Linked DNA regions of Homo sapiens: region 1 is linked to region 2. A link is a loop called in an ENCODE intact Hi-C map of the cell type or tissue named here. Cell type or tissue: Calu3. All regions are shown on one strand. Each heading gives the region's core, and the rest is flanking DNA. Links, peaks and the distances in the headings are about the cores only.

Evidence for each region. A loop is a pair of places that touch in the nucleus more often than their neighbours do. Peaks named below come from ENCODE experiments on the same cell type or tissue, not always from the same donor. Only the 100,000 strongest peaks of a DNase experiment are listed, where the experiment ranks them.
Region 1: a loop joins it to region 2, with 12 times the contacts of the local background. A loop is called at or near these places in 81 of 110 quality-filtered maps.

What each region holds. Positions count from the first base shown.
Region 1 is chr4:146,908,822-146,922,198 of GRCh38, reverse strand. TTC29 (tetratricopeptide repeat domain 29) reads left to right here. Exons shown (of 13, transcript NM_031956.4): 5 at 12,950-13,173. Among named protein-coding and RNA genes, the nearest start is that of TTC29-AS1, 18 kb to the left of the region's middle. In Calu3, for the core only: a CTCF peak has its summit at 5,562; no DNase peak of the experiment used is centred there.
Region 2 is chr4:146,341,372-146,343,871 of GRCh38, reverse strand. The region is part of intron 5 of SLC10A7 (solute carrier family 10 member 7); the gene reads left to right. Among named protein-coding and RNA genes, the nearest start is that of MIR7849, 66 kb to the left of the region's middle. In Calu3, for the core only: no CTCF peak of the experiment used is centred there; a DNase peak (open chromatin) is centred at 1,071.

The DNA.
Region 1 (13,377 bases), core at 4,285-6,784, 570 kb before region 2:
AATGCACTTAAATCTATAGCCTTCTTTTTAAATACGGTGATAACTTCTTCTTTCTTTCAATTCTAAATATGTGAAAATTTCCATAGTGGTTCTGCATTTAAGCAAAAAATAAATTTGAAGTGTATTTCTAAATTTGCAGTGAGTAGTTTTTGGTGTTTTCTTTCTTTCTTTTTTTTTTTTTTTTTTGTAGGGGATCCAGGATTGGGAAGTAAATCTTTACTCATGCTTAGTAAGTGTGTCATGGATGTATATCCATGGATGTGTACTAAATGTATCAATTTACAAAATTCCTGGTGTGACCAGTACATGGTCAGGTTTTATAAATATTTCTTTTTTTGACGAATAAGTATATATTCTGTATTTGTTTGATAGATAATTATATAAAAATCTCTCAGAATCTAAATATTAGTGTGAGGCTGTTATTTCAATCAAGCTAGGCAATTACTGTTGAAATACTTCTCCCTCTACTTTATCTGTAAGTTTCTGAAAAAAATTAAAATCGATGTCTTCTCATTATTCTGTTAATTTTATGTATTTTTAAGCTATATTATTAGGTGCATTGTTTCCCACCTGCTATATTTTTCAGTAAATTGATCTGTTTATAATAATATCTGATATTATTATGCTCCTTTAATTTTTTTCTGCCTGAATTCTATTTTGTTTAATACTAATAATATTATACAAGCTTTCTTTTTGTTGGTATTTGCATTATTATATGGTAATACAAAAGAAAAATATTCTTGTTCTCCGCCTACTAATCTATTTTATACTTTTTTAAAAAAGTTTAAATCCAAGGCTCTTTTATTTCATCTTCTTGCAAATACTTTCTTTTGTTCTTGCAATGTTCTTATTGATATACTTTTGTATGTACTAATTCCATATTCTTAGTTATAACTAGTAATTTTCTAAATGTTTAGATAGGTGCAATAAAATTAATATGATATTCAGGAAAACAAGATCTTTATATACAAGATCTTTTATATATACACAGATGTTTTCTAGCCAAAGCATTTTATTATGTTCTGGAAGTTTATCATATACATATAGTCTGTGAAAACTCCTGGCTTCACTGTTCATGTGCGCAGCGCACACTTACTTTGCAACGGTAATTAAAGAGCACATAATATGAAAGATTTATTTACATGACTTACAGTTCGGTAGTTATCTTTTAAGCATTCAAGTTTGATAGGGAAATGTATTCTAATTTTATTTTTAGATAAGGGGAAAATCAAAATATGTTGAGTCAAATGAGGAACTATTTCTATAATAGAAACTTAAAAACCCAAAGAAGAAATGAGATCAACTGCTGCTCTTAAGTAGTCAGAACTTGACATTTCTCTTAAGGTATTTCTCACCCAAGACATATAGAATATATATAATTTCTCACCCAAGACATACAGATTTCTCACCCAAGACATATAGAATATTTATATCTAAAAATATAGAACTGGAGTCATCTTAAGAATCATTTGGTTTCTTTTTAAAAATTTTATCAAAAAAGGGGCTCAAGAGAGTGTAGTTAATGGAGTACCAATGATTGATTTGTAAAAGATAAGTTTTATAAGTGTATATACTTTTTTCTCATGACAAAATATCATTACTTCACTAGAAGACATGCCATAGTAAGAGAAATACACATGCAGTTTTTGTTATTTACCCCTACACTATCTTCCATTACATTACTGAAAAGAGCATGAATAATGTTTTGTTTTCATTTTTAATTTATGTGATTTTTTTCCCTTTGTATTTTAAACGTTATATTTCTCTTAAAAACTTGTCATGTTTACAACTCAATGTATACTATTTTTCTTGCCATTATTTTTAATATGTTTAAAGTATTATAGGGAAATATATGTTTAGAGGGGGCAACATTAGAATATATATGACGAACCTATAGGTGTAAAGAATTGATTGTTTTACCTTTCTCAGAGAAAGCTCCTCATGTAGTTGTTTAGTATGAAAGGTTTTTTCTTGAAAAGGTTAAAAAAGTTCTAATCAACTTTTGTACATTATGTAGAACTTCATTTTCTAAACTCTGCAAAAGAAAGTTTCATATTTAATGGGGAATCATGAATTATTCCATTTATTATCTACTTCCTCCTTTCAAAGACATGATCTGGATAAAAGGCGGGGTGAATAATTTCAAAAAATACAATACATTTTTAATGGGAAGGTGCAAACTACAGATTCTCATGACTATTAGCAAGTGTAGAGGAAACAGAATTTTACTTGCAAAACTTGTCAAATTCTTGCAAAGATAAAATGTATGACATACTTTAGTAAAAAAAAATGCAGTGAGCTGAAGTTTTCTTTATAATGCAACTTGTTTTTACTAAGTTTGTTCTTTATATTCTCCAGCTTTTCATTTTTAATAAAAGTTTGATATTTCCCTGAATGTATATGGGAAGTTGATAGTTCTTTTATTTATAATGCTGTGTAGAAAACTAAAAGAAAATTTTAAATGATGTTATTTGAGAAAAAGTTTTCCAAACAATAAAATTTCAAAAAATGTGGAGGGTATCATAGAATTATGTTTCAAAAAACAGAGTGTCAGTGTGAAGATGGGTGGTTTTAAAAAGAAGAACACAACAGAGTGAATATCATATTCTATGGAGTTTTTTGTTAATAGAAATTATAAATACAAATTTAGACAAAAATGATCATTTGATGAGTGAGTATGATGATATTTACATGTATATTTAGTCCACTCTTTGTAGTCCTGTGATATGAAGCTCATTTTTTGTTTCCCTCCTCTTTTCCTCATGTTTCTTCTTGTTATATTAGGACACATAATACACCAGAATTGTATTACTTATTTGAATTTATTTTGTATCATTATAACTCAATTTAAAAGCTAAGATTATTTCCAGGGTTTATTTTTCAGCTTAGGTTTAACTGGTTTTTCTATAGTAGAGAAGTACAGTGTAATCTGAAAGAAAAGAACAAGAATCCATATGATTTGCTGCAGTTAGCCAAAGGTGTTTGGAGTCGTGTTGTAATCCTGGCTTGAAAATACTGTCCCTGAAAAATTCTCCTTTAACACTCATTTAATATCTTTCCATGTGGAATCTTTGGCTTAAAATTTTTCTACACAAATTATTTTGTATAAAGTTTGAATTTCTCAAAGGAGTTTGGAAGTAATAAGACTTTTATCAAAATTGCATATGTAATTAACCTCATATAAGGAGCTTTTCTTCCAATCCTTTTTTACCAGACTACTAGAGAAGTTTTCATTAAAGGCAGTTACTTTTTGTGAGATCAACAAATGTTTCTAAAACAAACAGTATTTTTTTAAGTCTTAAAAATGTGTATGTTTGAGGTTTTTCGATAAAGAAAATGAATGATGCTGAAGTGCTGTGCGACAGCTACCGTGGGTAACTATTTTGGTAATACTTTCTATTGTCTGATGAATAGTTTATCCATTCCTGGTTGATAACAATTACTGTACTTGAAATATTTGATTAAATGGGAATCACTTGAATAAATAACTTTGAGCAAGTGGGCACATAAAAAATGCCTTTATGTTATTAAGGAAATTATCTAAAGTTATTGTAAAGATTATAGTCCTGTACTATTTGCTAAATAAGCATGCTTTCCTCTGATATTTGTTAATAATCATCAATGAAAATATAGTTTGGTTTATAAACATTTGTTGATCTCACAAAAAGTGACTGCCTTTAATGCAAAACATCAGTTCTATCAAAATAGAATCTGTGAAATAATTTCTGTCCCATTCTACACAAATATTTCATAACTTCTAAAATATAATCACCCATGTTGAAATGAATTCTTATCAGGCTATTGAGAGAATCTTTACTGATCAAATTTTTAGATATTTTTATTATTCGTTGAGTTATATTAGTGATAGTACTATTTACAAAATGCCAGAGGATAAACTTTATTCCTTAATTATTACTAGTTTTTTTCTTAAAAAATAAAGGTTGAACTTAGGTTAGTTTTTTCAAAATAGCATTTTTCAATTTGTATATATACTTTTAAAATGTTGAAATTCTGACTATGCTTTTCTTTATTATTAATAGATAAAAAATCCAAAAATACAAAGCAAAACTTGCATATGTAACAGTTTCGTCTAAAGTTCAAATTAGTAAACGCGTAACTGTTTTGATAATCACATAAAAATTCTATTCCATAAAATGTTCTGGGGGGCAGATTTTATTTATGTATTTAAAATTGTTAAATTGGCCTATCTACCTAAATTGAGTCTAAATCAAAACTGAAACAGAATGCTATATTAATATTTATATTCTGACTTTTTGGTAATATTTTTATATTGCTTAATTTTTTCAGTTCATATAATAAAAGATGAAATCATTTATTTGGATAGCAATTCTAAGAAATTTTTAGAAAAATTATAAATTAATATATTGCATTAGACAATCTCTTTGGAATGAAGCTAAAATGTTATGTGACTCTTTACAAGGAGAATTTTATATAATTTTTATATATAATTTTATATAAATTGTGTATCATATAATTTAATATAAGTAATATAATATAAAATTTATATAATGCATAATTTTATATAAATATATAATATATAATTTATATAATATCTAATTATATATTATAAATAATATATAATGTATATAATATCTAATTGCATTTTATAAAAATTACATATAAATTATATAAATTTTACAGCAATATATAAAATATATAATGGTAAAATATAAGCATATCACAATATTTATACTTTCAAATTATATTTTTAATCTCTCAAAGTGAATATGGTCTATAAATTCTGCAAAAAAATCAAGATCATTATAATGGCTGTGATATTTAAATTATATGATTAGTCATAACATAATATTATAAAAAGAGCTTTTTAATTAAAATATGTTAAATTATAATACATTGAAATGATTGTATTGTGTTCATTATATGTTCAATATTCTTTAAGGAGGTTCTGAAATGTTTAGAGGACATTAATAACAATGTTCATTTTAATGATGAATTCTAGTTGTAATGACTATAATGAAAAATTCTTCTGATCCAAGTATAATAAATTCTACTTTTTGAGATGTTAACATGTAATAATTAAATTAAATCATATAGAAAATAAGCAGTAGTCATATTATTTATGATTGGTGGATGTATGAGATACAAAATGATTTGTTTTAGAGAATCCATCATAATTTAAAAGTGCTTTATATATATATTTTATTTGGATTAATAAAAATTTCTCATTAAATATGTGAATGTTTAAGTATAAAATATTTTTCTAATTTTTCCAAAAATAAGAATTGGATGCTTTGAAAACTGTTAATCTATGGTATGCCACCTGCCCTATTTACATTTTTAACAGTTGAATATTTGTTAACTGATCTCATAGACAGCTACATGTTTTGCTGTTACCAGATGGATGAGATAGAATACCATGCATAACTTTACATTTATCTTCTTTGTCAACTTATTTGCATATCAATTAAAATAATATCTGTATTAGGATGGATAGTGAAAGTTACCAAATTTACATGATGTAACTGCAGTTTGCTAAATTTCCAGTAGATGCCCCCAGAGACCAGTCAACTCATTGGAAATCATGTAAATTTAAAGACCTTTTTATATTGAAACTTCTTTCTTGCTATATTTTGAAGTGCATGGAAAATAAATTAAGAATTCTAAAAATCTTAACTCACTAATCTTTCTTACAAAATACATATATGGCTGTTGGTAGCCCAATTCTTAATCATTGCTAATCAATACTATGACTAATAATTGTGAACAACCTAAGCATTAAGAAAAATGCTTTCAGTTTTCATTATAATTCTATATGGCTTTAAAGTAAAAAGTCATTTTAAACACTCTCAAATTTTTTGTCTTTTTAACTTCTCTCTCTTTATACATTTATATGGCTAGGAAAATGCTATATTGTTATTTTAGCTTTTGGGAAAAAATAGCATTTTTACCAAAAACTATAAAACATAAACAACTCATATAATTTTTATCAGTTAGTAGGTGTATGTCAAGAAATGACTTTTTAAATTCTGATTACGATATACATAATATCTATCTACACCGAAAAAGATAGGTAAGAATAGTGATTCACTTTATTCCAAGGAAATTATATTAACTGAAGCTATTTAAGTATTAATTTAAGTCAATGTAATTATCCCGTAGGTGATTCCAGTAACATTTATCCCTACCATATGAATGTAAAACTGTTATAACTGACACATGGATAACCCACTCGTGACTTATAAATATTAACTTAATGAAATAAAAGTATTATCCTGACTTTTGATTAGATGTTACATATCTTTTGATTTTATCTTTGTCAGATTAAATGAAAATTTTATGATCTTGTTTTAAAGTACGGTTTTTTTATTGAACCGCTTTTGAAATATTTCACTGACTGTAAAGCTTCATCTTGATTCCATAATTCAGTTTATCCTATGAAAAAAATATGTTAAATATATCAGTCATATAATTGAATATACAATAATGCCTTTGATTTTAAAAATTCACCTAATAACTTATACAAAGACCTACTTAGGTGGTTTTATATTACTTGTTAGATTTATTAGTTTAGGTGCAGAGAAAGTAAAATAAATTGTAATTTCTATTCATTGCATCTATTCATCTTTTTTATATTTATAGAAGTATATGCTTTTTATCCTTTTAAATGTTTGTCTTTGTCAGTGTTTTTCCCGTTAGAGTTTACACCCTTGAGTGGGAACCATATCCATTTAATTTGCTCTTCCTGGATGCTGCTGGCTGTCTGCTCTCTCCTTTTAAAGAGAAGGATTTTCTGGGGGAGTCACAAAATGATACTGATCTCTGTCTCCAACCCAACCTAAACATGGATTGCCATGGATAAAGAGAATGGCTTACCAATTGAAAGATTGCATCATAATTGTCAAATAACATCAAATTCCTAATCAATGCAATAAATAAAACATTGTGTGGAGGAGGAGAAGAAGAAAAAGCAACAATACATGATATAATAGGAGGCAATGTAGGGAAATGGGAAGAATTCAGAATTTGCAACCAGAGGGAGCTGGGTGTGAATTCCAACTCTGCCATTTACTATTAATAACTTGTATGGCTTTGGGCAATTCACAACCTCACTGAAGACAGGTTTTTTAATTTGTAAAAATTGAAGTAGTTCTTTATACAGTTATTGTGCCAGTTAGAAATGATGTCTACACAGTGCCTGACACATTGTGGGTGTTCTATAAATAGTAGCTATTCAAAATAGTTTAAGGCAGAATTTTAAAACACTATAATATCTCCATGGCTGTTTAGCAGTAAATTCTCCATTTCCCAGCATCTCTATATATTCACCTGCTGTGGAGTTATGCCATATTGTTCAGCTCTGCTTTCTGTCAGTCTCTAGATTTTTTAAATCTCTGCATTTTTTTAGGGAGATGTTGATGTGAATTCAAAACAATTAACAACATCTCCATTGAATGAATAATGCCCTTAAATGGCAATAAAACCCATATGAAATGCTTGACTACTTAATTTCATTCTCAAATGCATTCTCAAGCTGCATCCCTTATCTCGTTGCAGCCCCAAGTATCTGCAGTGGCAAAGATCTTCCTCAGGATACATTCAGCATGTCCACGAATGTGACAACTTTTGCTTCTGTGAATGGCACGTTTTTTTCCTGTCAGATGAACTCTCCTCATATTTCCTAATATTAAATCTCTCCATAAATTTTACCAGCATTCTCTATTTTCATCCAGTATCATGGCATCAGTTCAAGAAGATTTTTCTTTTTCTGATGCTTAAAAACAGCATCTGTTAATTTAGACTAATATTCATAAAAGTTTTTTAATGTGTAAATGAAACCAAAGCCTAAAAAGTTTATGGCCAAATGAAATAATGATTAAGCGAATAAATCTGAGTTTTGTTTATATTTCTATTTGTGTTTAAAACAATTCTCTTTCATACAGCAAGTGAACTTGGGCTATGGTTCTCTGTTATGAAATTTAAAACCTGAGAAATTCAAATCTAATGGTAGAGATTGACATTCCTTTTTTTTAGATAGCCGATTTATTTTAATAAAAGAAGATTTTCTGGTTAAAAGAAATAATTTGCAATAACTATGAAGGTTTAGATAGGAACCTATTTATTAAACCACTATAATTGTCTTTTCTTGCTCTCAAATATTAGCAATGAGGCTTAAACAGTAGCATATTTGTATGCATAGGTATGTGCGCATGTGTGTAAAAAATAGAGATGATACCAGCATAGTTCTATATGCATATTTAAATACATTTCTATTTGTAACATCATCTGTAAAGAATGATCTTTTTTAAAAATGTACTAGAAATTTTAAAAATTGATATCAGTTATATATCACAGATGTTTGAAGCTGAAAGGCATTGTGGAAATGATTGTCCAACCCCTTCTGAATCACTTAGTGTTCTTTGGTCACAGACAGCAGAAATGGATTCTGACTAAATCAAGTGGAAATGATTTTATTGAAAGGTTATGGTGGAATTTAGAGGAGAACCCAGATCAGAAGAAAAAGACCAGACCCAGCCCTCTCAAATGGACGTAGTTAGCAGGAACTACGAGAGAATCTTGTCAAGATTCTTCCAGATTGATTGAGCACCAGCAACCTCCTACACCTTTATGTTGCTTGCCTCTGGTTTCAGAATTTTGGGAGAGAGACCAGTTGGCCTAATTTGGGTCAATAACCCACTCCTTGGCTAGGGAGTCCCTGAATTTCCATGCCACCAAGACTACACACAACGTGGGATTGGTTATTTCTGAAATACTTTTAGAATGTGCCTCCTGTGGACGTGGAGCTAGATGCTGGGTGGACCAAATCCAGCAAAAGCACCTTCATCTTCCAGGTGGGGAAAATGAGGCCCAGAGTGATTTTTCTGGATTTCTGACCCTGTTGTGATTAGAACTGAGACAGCCTTCTAACTGCCCTATCTAGCATTTATTTGTATCATTTATGGTCAATTTTAATTTTTATCTATTTATAATTTTCTTCATTTTGGCCCCCAAATGTTTTCTTCACTCCTAGGAAGATCGGCTGGCCGCCAGTGCATACACATACAAAGGTGGCATTGCTTGTGTGAGCAAGATTACAACCCCTTGTCCTCTCAGGCCTCCTATGTCACCCCCCAAACTGCCTTCTAGGGTAACACGTGGAGGTCCCCTCAGGCTCCTGAAACTCCAGTTATCTGAACCTTAACTCATTATCTTTCCCCAAACCTGTTCATCCTTTCGTGTTCCCCTCTTCAGCAAATTACTAATTACCCATTACCCAATCCCAAAACCTGGTTGTTATCCTTGCTCCTCCCTTTCCTTCACCCTTGATATCCTTTGAATCACCAAGTAACCCATATTTTTGTCTCCTTAAAATGTTTTGAAATCACCTACTTCTCTCTATCCTTCCAGCTTTACCCTGGTTCCACCCCCAGCACCTCTCCTTTCCACAACCACCAGTCTCCCATCTGTTCTTCCTGCTCCCGGTTTTACCCTCCTCCCCTCCCTTCTCTTGGATCAGGTGTGAATTTCTGACTCACAGACTCGAGAATGCTAAATTGAAAGTCTTTATTTTTTTATAACTTAATTTTAATTCCTGGCCCTGAGCCTTGATCCTCCCTAGTGTAAAAATCCAATCTTGTCACTCTCAGGTAAAGTCAGTCCAATTCGGCAGTTTCTCAGGTTGTTCAAGATTCTAAAACTTCTTCCCCTCACCCTATTTTCCTACACGGAAACAGCAGCGCACTACTCGGGGCTTCAGGGGAGTAGAGTTACTAGATTTAGCAAATAGAAATACAGACCATACAGTTCAGTCTGAGTTTCAAAAACAAGAAATTTTTTTTTAGAATAAGTATGTTCTGTGCAATATTTGGGGAATACTGCTAATAAAAAAATCATTCATTGTTTATCTGATGTTAAAATGTACCTGGGCATCCTACATTTTATCTGGTAACCCCCTGGGGTAACAACATTTATTTTCAGATCTTGACCTGGAACAAGCTTGTCCAACCCAGTGCCCGTGGGCCACATGCGGCCCAGGATGGCTTTGAATGTGGCCCAACACAAATTCATAAACTTTCTTAAAAAGGCTATGAGATTTTTTTGTGATTTTTTTTTTAGCTTATCAGCTATTGTTAGTGTTAGTGAATTTTATGTGTGGCCCAAGGCAATTCTTCTTCCAATGTGGCCCAGAGAAGCCAAAAGACTGGACACCTCTGACTTCTAGGACTTTGTAATTGTCACTGCATTTGTCTGGCCAGTATCCATTCCTTCCTCCATCTTTGCAGACATAGCTCTAGTTTTGCTTGGGGGCAGCAACATGCCCAAGAGCAGGCAGGGTATTTGTTTTTCCAGACTCCTTGCACCAAGGTGAGGAGTGGGGCTGTGACAGGGTTCTGGCCAATAAACAAGTGGAAATCCGCTAGTGGTTGCAGGAATGTTTCATTTTTCCCTAAAATAAGGGATGCCAGTGCCAACCCACTTTCCCTTTTCTTCCTGTCTTGAAAGTAGACCTAATGTCTGAAGCTGTAGCAGCCCTGTAGCAACCAGTAAGGGACCAGAAGGAGGGAAAGTCAAGATAACCCCAGAGACATGGTCTTGAACTTGCCAGGCTACTGAACCAAGGCCCTCAGCTGCCTGCCTTTAGGCAAGAAAATTAGAAACCTCCATTTTTCACAGCACTGTGAGACAAGTTTCTTTTACTTATAGCTGAATGCATTCCTAGCTTATGAAGTCCTTTACATGTGTCCATCTCTGATGTACTTGATCCGTCTTTGTTCTATGAGCTCTGGAAATATGCTGACCTGAACCCTTCAGGAGCTCCCCAGTATGCTCATTTCAGTTTTAGCTGTGTCTTCCTTCAGTCCCCAGTGGGCAGCCCATGAGCAGTCATTAGGATACATCTCCTTGCTATGGCCAGATGACATTGTGACAGACTTATCAGCCCTCTCCTCCCAGTAAATTCTGGGCCACACATGATGCCCACTGGAATATTAAGTCCCTTCTCCTATACCATTCATGGGCTGTGGGCAATTACAGGGTTGGTTCTGGTCCTCTTCTGCCTAGAAGTGCTATGCAGGGACTTTTGCTGCCTTTGCATGCCCTTGCGTATAGGGAGGTGGGGAGAGGGATGTTGGTAATCCTCCCTGCCTTCAATAACCCTAGATGGGAAGCAGGATATGAGTGTTTTCTACTCTTGGCTCTCACTGCATTTCACAGGATGTTGACTTTTCTACTCTCTGAGCCCCTCCATTTGACTGGAGTGAGAAAGAGAAAGAGAACATGGCCCTCCAAGCATCTCACTGCCTTTCTCCATACTTTTCTCCTCTATCGATCGCAATTGGAGGACAGGAATAAGTAACAAGCACTATTCCTTTTCTCTTCCCCATTTCAAATATATCTTATTCTCATACTAAATGTTGGCATTTGATCTTTTGACCTAGGATCCATGTGGTCTCTTTATTCTCTTTACGAACTAGTTCTGTAACAACCTGACTGCCATATAGGGGAAGGTTGCGGTTCAGCTGGGACACTTCTTCCAGATGACTTTTGTAAAATGCAGTCTCGTCATGTCAGTTCCCTGACTCTGATCTCCAATAGCTCTACCTCCCTCCCAGCTTGGAGTCCAAACTTCTCACTGTTGTTTTTACCGTAAGATCTCTTCATGATCTGGTCCCTGCCTTTTTTTCTAAACTTCCTGTCTCACCACTCTCCTGCTTGCCACTCCTCATTTGTTTGTTCTCTACCTAAGTTGATCCAATGGATAAGAAATCCTTGGTAGATGCAAGTCTAGTCACTTTGTTTTGTTTTGTTATTTGTTTGTTTTTTTGAACTCTGTAGGTGAATCTAATGCATAATGAGGAATTGAGAAGCAGCAGTGAGATTTCACATTTCCCAGAGTATTCTCACATACCTAATTTCATTTGGTTCCTAGAGGAATCCCATGATGTAGGTAGCATATACTAATATACACAGCTTAGAGATGAGAAGACTGGAGACCCAGGGAGGTGAGGCAAAACTGGACTCAATCTTGGTGGTCTGGGCTGTTTCCACTCCACGGTGAATTTTTGTTGCCAGTAGTATCACATCATGTCGTTTGTCCTATTTTTTTTTAAAGAATATAATATAATTAGTATAAAGCTATATCTTTTGGTATCTAATTGTTCTTTTAATGGAATAATAGCCACTACACAGCTATTATCTCACAATTCTGTTTATTTCCTTTCTAGAAATTTTCGTGATTTGAAATTATTTCTCATTTGCTTACTTATTTGTTAGTCATGTTCTGCCCCTAGAATGTAAGCGTCACAAGGGTATGGAATCTATTTGGTCTAGAACAGCGCCTGGCACTTAGTAGGAAACTCAGCACCTATTTGTCGCTTGACTAAATGGAATATTCATTTGTCACTTTATCTTTTTGCATTTGATTATTGAAGTGAGAATATAATTATTAATCATTAACTTAATTCTAACTGAAAGTAATTAAAAAATATATAGTTAGTAATAGATTTCAATAAATATTTTCTGCATGAATGAAAGAATGATGAACTTCTGTAACATACAGTGAAACTACTAATATAGAGAGAATATTGTTTTGATATTAAATGGCAAGTTTTATTTTTGCTTGACTTGTTGAGGTTTTTTTTGGTGGGAGGCTGATATATCAAGTATTTTTTAATATTCATCAGTCAACTAGCTTATTTGTCCTTATCAAATGGAGCTCAGCTCTGGAACTGATATGTTTATAATGTAATTTCATTAAAATTACTGTGTTTAGATAGCTCCTGGCATCTTTCATTAAACAGAAGTTGTTCAATTATAAGTGTTTGAGGCAAAGATCTTTTGATAGTTTTCAGTGCTTTCACTGAGGGATAAAAGGCAACATGATTCAACCTTTAATTATTAGAGAATGAAAATACCGTGCAGACTGAAAGGATTAACATAAACCTGAGAGTGTTCTGATTCATATTTCCAGTTATAGGAACTCCTACAAGAAGAATATCTGTGTGGACATGCTGCGAGATGGTTATCATAAGTCCTTCACCGAGCTCTTCGCTCTGATGGAGCGGTGGGATGCCCTGAGGGAGGCTGCGAGAGTCAGGTCCCTCTTCTGGCTGCAGAAGCCCCTGGAGGAGCAGCCTGATAAACTGGATTACCTGTACCATTACCTGACCAGGGCTGAGGACGCTGAGAGGAAAGGTAAGTGGTGGGACTGTGGGCAGAGCACAGAAGGAGCCAGAACACCGAGCTCCTGGGGGAAGATTCCAGATTGTTTCATGTATGAATTTGAAACATTAAGACAACTTAGCACACTTCAACCCAGTCAATTAAACGTCTTTATGGAATTAAGGAAAGGGAATGTTGGATCACGAGGCTGCCCAGACACGGGGGCATTCTGGTGAT
Region 2 (2,500 bases), core at 1-2,500:
TGAGTTTTGTTGAATTTGTTAAAAATTCATTTTCATTCTTACCTTGTACCTGTAATATTAAGTTCCACCATCACTACTAGTGGGAATAAATTCTATCCTTTTTTTATTGATGTTAAACATATATTTCTATCAATTCAATATTAAGTACTTTATTATTGTACTTCACAATCATGAAAGTGCCTGCAGGGAAGAGGAAGACCATGCCCATAAAAAGACTACTAAATCTGTACTTCTCTTTAAATCAGTAGCTCATCATGGACGAGTAATGCTCTTGACCACTAGTTTATCTCCCACATCATTAATATTTTCTGTTCTTTAAGGAAGGACATACATAAGTGATTAAACATTGTAGAAGGACAATTGAGAAGCATTTACACTCCTTCATTTGAACTGAAATTTGTAGGTTATCTTTGAGATGTGTCACTCATAGATAAATGGTTAGGAACATGTTGGACTTAAGAGGTCACAGATGAGTGGCCCACAGGCCACATGCAGACCACAGATGTGCTTTCTATATTCTGGGTTTCCTAAGTTGCCCTCACTTCCTATTATTTTACTTGTGGCCCAATCTGCACATTCACCTTGCCAGTCTGGTGGCTGTCAGTATTTGAATTAGTAGCTCTATAGCAAGCAGTCATGTCTGGGGAAAATAGAAAAACAGAACCCAAGAAGATTACAGTACTGTGTTGTAAGAAATCACCTAATAGAAAATTGTTTGACAAGGATGTATAATTATTCATCTTTTAAATTCTTGGTCATATGAAAAAATAACTTTAAAGGTAAATGAAAATAATAGTTGATTGACAAGCATGCCTCAAAAATGACATTTATTATATAAAGATTTTTTAATAGCTTAACACAGGAGTTAGGGTATGAGATTATGAAACGGGGTTGTATCTTCCTCAAAGAGGTCATCCATCAAAACTTTGCTTTTTCATTATATTACTCTTCTTATTTATGTGCATTGTTTTATCTATAAAAAATATTTAATGTATATTTAAATATATAGAATCAACCACACAACTAATTTGTCAAATGCATACCTTTGCAGTGTTAGTTTATCTGGAAGGTCCCACAGCACCACCTAGTGCCCTGTATTTTATTTTGCATAATATTTTTATAAATTTAAGAATTCTTATCACATTTGAATATCAAATATGGCCCTGAAGCAAATATATGGTTTAAGTAGTATTATAAATAGAATGCTCTAAAGTAATTATTGCATGCTTTATTGAAAAATTTAAGTGAAACTCTAAAAAATGATGATTGTAAATTTTAATAATAGTACTATTATTAAAATTTACTGGTAAAAAAATTCACTAGTATTTCTAATTCACATATAAAGACATTCTTAAAAGATTGTTACGTTGTGTGTGATCTAATAGAACTATTGGTAAGGTTTTTGTCCAAAACAGATATTTATTTCTTCTTATTTTTTTCTTGTATTTGCTGTTCTCTAATAAATTAAAAGTAATTTTTTAGGCTTCCTCTTGGAGGTCATGATTTCTAAGTCTTTATACTTTTAACACTATCTACAACAGCTCTTATAAATTTCAGATAAAACTGTATAATCACTTTTTAAACTAGAATTGTGAGATATTTAGAGATAGATAAAATACTTCTACATTAAAAAATAAAATCAGTCAAATAAAAGAATGAGGTGTGCTTATATATTCTTTTATGGAAAGAGCTCCAGGAAATATAGAGAAGTGGGAAAAGATAAAGCTATGTACAGAATACTGTGTATAGTATGATTATCTTAAGAAAACTGTATAAATTTGAATAAGTTAAGAACGCTAGGCTAGATGGATGAGTAGGTGGGTAGAGGAATGGGTGGATACTGTTTTTTTTCTGTAAGGAATTACAAGAAATTGCTAATGTTTCTGAGTTGAGAGGGAGCTAGAAATTTTCAATTTTTCTTTGTACTTTTCTATACAACTAAAAATTTTCTAATGAGATTCATGTATAACTTTGTTTAAGGCCGACAAGGGTTATTTGTGTTTTAAGATTATGAACCATTTCATTGTTCCTTATAATATTTTCTGTATTAAAAACAAAGCCAAATTTTTAAATAAAAAACTAGTGTTATAAGGTTAGCATCCATCTCATAGATTTGTCTTTTTAGAAGGCTTTACCATACATTACTTTTTAATAGAACATGTAAGCCCCAAGAAGGCAGAGAACTTTTGTCACACTGTATCCTTGACTTCTGGAATTGTATCTGGCACATAATAAGTGCTCAGTAAATTAGCATTGAATGAATGAATGAGGACATATTATATTGTGTCCAACTACTATATAGAATACTATGTAATAATGAGATGTATTATGGTGAAATTTTATCCTATTTATGTATAAACATATGTGTGCATGGTTACATTCTTATGTCTGATGTTATTAAAACACTAACACTGATTCAAGTTAGTTCAAAATACAGAATATCAAAAACTCTAAATTATACTTTCAAATGTTTGTGTATGGCCATTTTTGGTTTTGGGGG